Linked DNA regions of Homo sapiens: region 2 is linked to region 1. Evidence: chromatin loops called from intact Hi-C (ENCODE). Cell type or tissue: OCI-LY7. All regions are shown on one strand. Each heading gives the region's core, and the rest is flanking DNA. Links, peaks and the distances in the headings are about the cores only. Region 1 overlaps RFC1 (replication factor C subunit 1). Region 2 has its middle 16 kb from the start of WDR19.

What was found. A loop is a pair of places that touch in the nucleus more often than their neighbours do. Peaks named below come from ENCODE experiments on the same cell type or tissue, not always from the same donor. Only the 100,000 strongest peaks of a DNase experiment are listed, where the experiment ranks them.
Region 2: it touches region 1 in a loop (3-fold over the local background); 1 of 110 quality-filtered maps calls a loop at or near these places.

Annotation. Positions count from the first base shown.
Region 1 is chr4:39,355,850-39,358,764 of GRCh38, forward strand. The region is part of intron 1 of RFC1 (replication factor C subunit 1); the gene reads right to left. Among named protein-coding and RNA genes, the nearest start is that of RFC1, 9.1 kb to the right of the region's middle. In OCI-LY7, for the core only: no CTCF peak of the experiment used is centred there; a DNase peak (open chromatin) is centred at 1,392; H3K4me3 peaks cover 2,302 bases; H3K27ac peaks cover 2,500 bases.
Region 2 is chr4:39,165,353-39,168,267 of GRCh38, forward strand. No RefSeq gene overlaps it. Among named protein-coding and RNA genes, the nearest start is that of WDR19, 16 kb to the right of the region's middle. RefSeq lists an enhancer at 1,358-2,557. In OCI-LY7, for the core only: no CTCF peak of the experiment used is centred there; DNase peaks (open chromatin) are centred at 1,039, 1,509, 2,049 and 2,469; H3K4me3 peaks cover 2,500 bases; H3K27ac peaks cover 2,500 bases.

The sequences.
Region 1 (2,915 bases), core at 209-2,708:
AAATTAGCTGGGCATGGTGGCACACACCTGTAGTCCCAGCTACTTGGGAAGCTGAGGCAGGAAAACCGCTTGAACCCGGGAGGTGGAGGCTGCAGTGAGCCGAGATCATGCCACTGCACTCCAGCCTGGTGACAGAGCGAGACTTCACCTCAAAAAAAAAAAAAAAAAACACTGGTATAACCTTTATGGAAGGCAATCTAGCCACACTTACCAAAATTTTAAAGGTACATACCCTTTGCCCAGTAATTTCATTTCTAAAAGAAATGGTAGGCAGGGCGTGATGGCTCACACCTGTAATCCCAGCACTTTGGGAGGCCGAGGCGGGTGGATTACGAGGTCAGGAGTTCCAGACTGGCCTGGCCAACATGGCAAAACCCCATCTCTACTAAAAATACAAAAATTAGCCGAGCTTGGTGGTACGTGCCTGTAATCCCAGCTACTCAGGAGGCTGAGGCAGGAGAACGGCTTGAGCCCGGGAAGTGGAGGGTGCAGTGGACCAAGATCACGCCACTGCACTCCAGCCTGGGGAAAAAGTGCAAAACTCCGTCTTAAAAACAAAAAAATTCATTGAACACATGAACGGTTATTCCTCAGGCCACTGACCTTCACAACTGCACTCAGAAAGAGAGGTTCTTGATTATGTAAACCAAAATAAATGGTAGATTTGTTTTTAAAGATTATGTATTAAAAGAATCTTTTAATTGGGATTAACTTTGTGCTATGACTTTACCTAAGAAATTTTAAGAAGGTATTAAATTAATGCTGATTATATATTATTTCTGAGCTAAGTTAATAAAACTGAGTTTCTATAATTGATTTTCTGTTACTCTCATATTAAAACATTGTGGCTACAAAAAACAAAAATATACTTTCACTTTTAGTAGGACATTTCCTCTTCTTTAAAATTTATTTTAAGTCAAACTAATAACTTTTTTAAAGAAATCAGAAATATCTCTAGATTTATAATTGATGTTACTAATTTAACAGTCTAGCATGGGTCTCAAAAACTTCTCTGAGGAAAACACTGGTGAGTGAAATATAAGTGTGGTCTGAAAAACTTTTGAACAGTAACAAGTTCTAGCTAGGAAGAATTTTAAGAGCCCGCATCAACTTTTTTCATTCAATCATTCATTTATCCATTCAAGAAATATTTACTCAGAGCCTTTTATGGACCAAGAACTATTTTTGATGCTTGGGATAAACAAAACAGGCTAGGTCTCTGTTCTTGTGAAGCTTTCATTCTACTTTCTGTTCCTAATCTTTCTTTAATCCATCTTTAGAAAACAAAGCAGAGCACAGAAAAGAAAGAACAGAAGAAATAAAGCACACTGAGGGAACAGAAATAGAGAATAGAAACTACTTCCCCTACTCACCCCAGTATCTGTTAAGTCTACCTGAGAGGCCACTCCCATGACAGCAAAAAGACCCATTTCTACTGCTGTTGTGGCAAGAGGGAAGAATAAGATTCTGAAGTCATAATATTTACTATCATTGAGCTTTAGACTACGCATTCAATGAAATACTCTATCACAGAAGTTTCCAGGTACCTGATCCAAAAATACAAATCAACACAGGCATATTAAAATAGCAAATGGAAATAATTATCTAATTTAAGTTTAAAAAGCATCTTTTCATACCTGCATAACTGGGATAACTAAAGCATTTGAGACTGTTTATGCCTGATCTAATGGTTTATTTCAGAATTTTGACATTTTCACCAGGGCTAATGTACTCCGATTATGGTTTTTATTCATCCAGGAGCTAACTTTTTTTTTTTTTTCCCTTGAGACAGAGTCTTGCACTGTCGCCCAGGCTGGAGTGCAGTGGGGCGATTTCAGCTCACTGCAACCTCCAACTCCCAGGTTCATGCAGTTGTCCTGCCTCAGCCTCCCAAGTAGCTGGGATTACAGGTGCCCATCACCATACCCAGCTAATTTTTCTGTATTTTTAGTAGGGACAGGGTTTCACTATGTTGGCCAGGCTGGTCTCAAACTCCTGACCTCATGATCCACCTCCCAAAGTGCCAGGATTACAGGCATGAGCCACAGCGCCCGGCCCAGAAGCTAGCTTTTTACAACTGACTTCTGAGCCAAAAAAATCAAATTTAAACTACTTAAATGAACACAGAAATAAAGTCCAACTGGGCCAAGCGCAGTGGCTCACACCTGTAATCCCAGCACTTTGGGAGGCCAAGGCGGGTGGATCACCTGAGGTTGGGAGTTCGAGACCAGCCTGACCAACATGGAGAAACCCTGTCTCTACTTAAAAATACAAAAATAGCCAGGCATGGTGGTGCACACCTGTAATCCCAGCTACTAGGGAGGCTGAGACAGGAGAATCACTTCAACCTGGGAGGCAGAGGTTGCAGTGAGCTGAGATCGCACCATTGCACTCCAGCCTGGCCAAGAGCAAAATTCCGTTTCAAAAAAAAAGAAATTAAGTCCAAACTGAAAATAGACCTACAACATAATAAAATAACTGTATTTCTCTAGGCAATATTATTTGTCGCTAAGTGTTTTAATAGCTTAGATATAAAGTCATGCAACAGTGCGAGAGATGTTTTTATACCAGGAAGTTTTACCTTCTAGTTTATTTGTATTTTTAGTGGAAATATAAAGTTCACTTGTAATTATTCATTCCTCTAATATTTGTGGAAAACGCACCGTGAGCCACGCGCTATATGGCAGTTCCCTCTCCTTGTGACCCCTGCCCTTACAGAGCTTATATGCTAGTGAAGGAAGTTGTCAACACCTGCAACAAGTTGCTCATTTATTAAAATAAGCCAAAATGTGTGCCAAGGAAACAAAGCAGGTGCTCTCCCACTAATCATGCCAATTGTTTTTATGCTTTTGTGGATGAAAGCTACACATATTTTCCACGGAAATACGAAAAAACAAACATATGCACAAAACTTT
Region 2 (2,915 bases), core at 258-2,757, 190 kb before region 1:
CACAAACACATATACATGTGTGTGCCACATTTATGGTTTATGACCATAGAGGAAAAGTATGGCAGAATTCATATTAAGTTGCTAACATGTATTGTCTTCTTGTGGGGAGGGGGAAAGGGTTTATGAGGAGGAAGAAGGGAAGGGAAGAAATGGTGAAAAAAAGGAAGGAAACAGCCACACTAAAAATTATTACACTCTTTTTAGTGGATCTTACTGCTACCCCTATTTTCCCTTCTGCTGACCAAGGTGGTCCACCACATTCCTAAGAAACACGAAACACATTACACTAAAAATGAGTGCTGCAAAAGCACTAAGCAACTGGAAAAAATTATACAGGTTAAAGAATAGGTAATTCTTATATGAAAAGAGCAAAATTATATCCATTCTTTCATTTTTTAGCTAGCTAATACAAGGAGTTTCTTTTATCAATAAGTATCTTGATGGCCAATTCCTAGCTAATAAATGCCATCAATTCATATTAAAATATAAACTGAGTGTTTATTCTGTGCAAGGCACTACTCAAGGCACTGTAGAAAACACAAAACAACAAAGGTCCCCCACTTTCCTTTCTGTTTTAACATGTGGAAGACTGGAAGACTTCCATCCTCACATCTTCTAGTCTGCTCAAAGCACTGTAGAAAATCCTAAATGCAAAAAGTAGCATCCTCTTCTTCACAAGAATGGGAAATGTCATTCAGTGTAGAGCTCCCATTAGTTACGACTAGTTCTAAAAGTATTCAGCATTTTTCATATTGTAGCACTGCCTGTATTCTTCCAGTCAGGCTAAACTGTCCTCAGCTCCTTAGGTGTCTCTCCGTGAAAAGATTTTCCTGTGTGCTCCTTGAAGGAAGCTACCACATGAAACTTAACCACCCAGCTTCCACTGGCTAAGGGTCTTTTCTCATTCAAAAATCTCCTATACTCTATCCGAGCTTCAGTGAATTCAGTCTCACTTCCTCATGCTATTCAGTTCTATTACAAGCCTTCCATCAAACATTTAAGAAGAGGAAAAAATAAAGACAAAAACCAACCCCCTAACCCCCAAATCAAACCAAGTGAAACACATTTTACTTCTTTTTATTTCCCTCTGGGGAAAAACATTATTCACCCTCGTGGCTTTAACTGCCAATGACTATATGCCAATGACAACATGTCTAGCTGTGACCCCTCGTAAGGCCCACTTCCAAGTTAGACATTAGACATCTCCAACTTGATATCCCATGAGTCCCTCATGATTTAATATACTCCAAACCAAACTGATACTCCCCAAATCTCATCTATCTGTATATCTTAGCTACTTATTCGGCTGCAGAAGCCAGAACCCTGAGTCCTGCTTGATTTATAATTTTGTTTTGTTTTATTGCTTATTATCTGTACAACGATGTAGCTTCTCGAAGACTGATTGAGTCTTTGATCTCTGTAACTGGCATGATGCAGTATCTGGCAGATAAAAGTTGAACAGGTCAGGCATGGTGGCTCACACCTGCAATCTCAGCACAAGGGCAACAAAGCGAGAACTCCACCTCCATAAATAAATACCTAAGTCAGCCAGATGCAGTGGCATGTGCCTGTAGTCCTAGTTACTCAGGAGGCGAAGGCAGGAGGATTGCTCGAACCCAGGAGTTTGAGAGCAGCCTGGACAACATAGCGAGGCCTTGTCTCCGCTAAAAATCAAATAAATTAGCCAGGCATGGTGGTGCATACTTGTTGTCCCAGCTACTCAGGAGGCTGAAGCTGGAGGACTGCTCGAGCCCAGGAGATCAGGGCTGCAGGGAGCTATGATTGTACCAGTGCACACCAGCCTGGGCAACAGAGCAGAGGCCCTGTCTCAAAAACAAAAAAAAGTGCACTATGAAAAATGTGTATATGGATTTTAAGATTATTTTGCACCAAAATAAACTTGTACCAGCTTGTTACAACATGTCTGAACAAGATCTAGTTTGAGGTAGTAAAAAGAATAAGACATCAGTTTTAAAAAGATCCCTATCAGAGCAACATGCTACTGAAATTGAAACGAAACAAACATCGACTTTATGGTGGGGCATGGGTGGGAGAATGGTGAAATCACTGATGCTTTACGGGAAGTTTATGGGGACAATGCCCCAAGGAAATCAGCAGTTTACAAATGGATCAGTCCTTTTAGAAAGGAACAAGACAAGCTGAAGATGAAACTCACGGCGGCAGACCACCCACATCAATTTTTTAGAAAAAAATGATAAAAATGTTTGCAGTGGTTCACACCTATAATCCCAGCACTTTGGGAGTCCAAAGTGGGTAGATCACAAGGTCAGGAGATCGAGATCAGCATGGACAACATGGTGAAACCCCATCTCTACTAAAAATACAAAAATTATCCAGGCATGGTGGCGTATGCTTATAGTTCCAGCTACTCAGGAGGCTGAGGCATGAGAATTGCCTGAACCCAGGAAGCAGAGCTTGCAGTGAGCCAAGATTGTGCTGCTGCTGCTGCACTTCAGTTTGGGCAACAGAGTGAGACTCTGTCTCAAAAAAAAAAAAAAAAAGGATGTGGCTGAAGATCCTGAAGTATTGCTTTGAAGAATTGTAATGGGAAATGAAATACGGCTTTACCAGTACAATCCAAAAGGCAAAGCACAATCAAAGCAATGGCTACTAAGAGATGGAAGTAGTCCAGTCAAAGCAAAAGCAGACCAGTTAAGCGCAAAGGTCATGGCAAAAATTTTCAGGGATGCCCAAGGCATTTTGCTTGTTGACTGTCTGAAGGGCCAAAGAACAATTAGATCTGCTTATTATGAGTGTTTTAAGAAAGTTAGCCAAGGCTTTAGTTTAAAAAAAAATGCCTGGAAAAGCTTCAGCAGAGTCCTCTACCATGACAATGTTCATGCTCATTCCTCTCATCAAACGGAAAATTTTGCAAAAGTTTCAATGGGAAATCA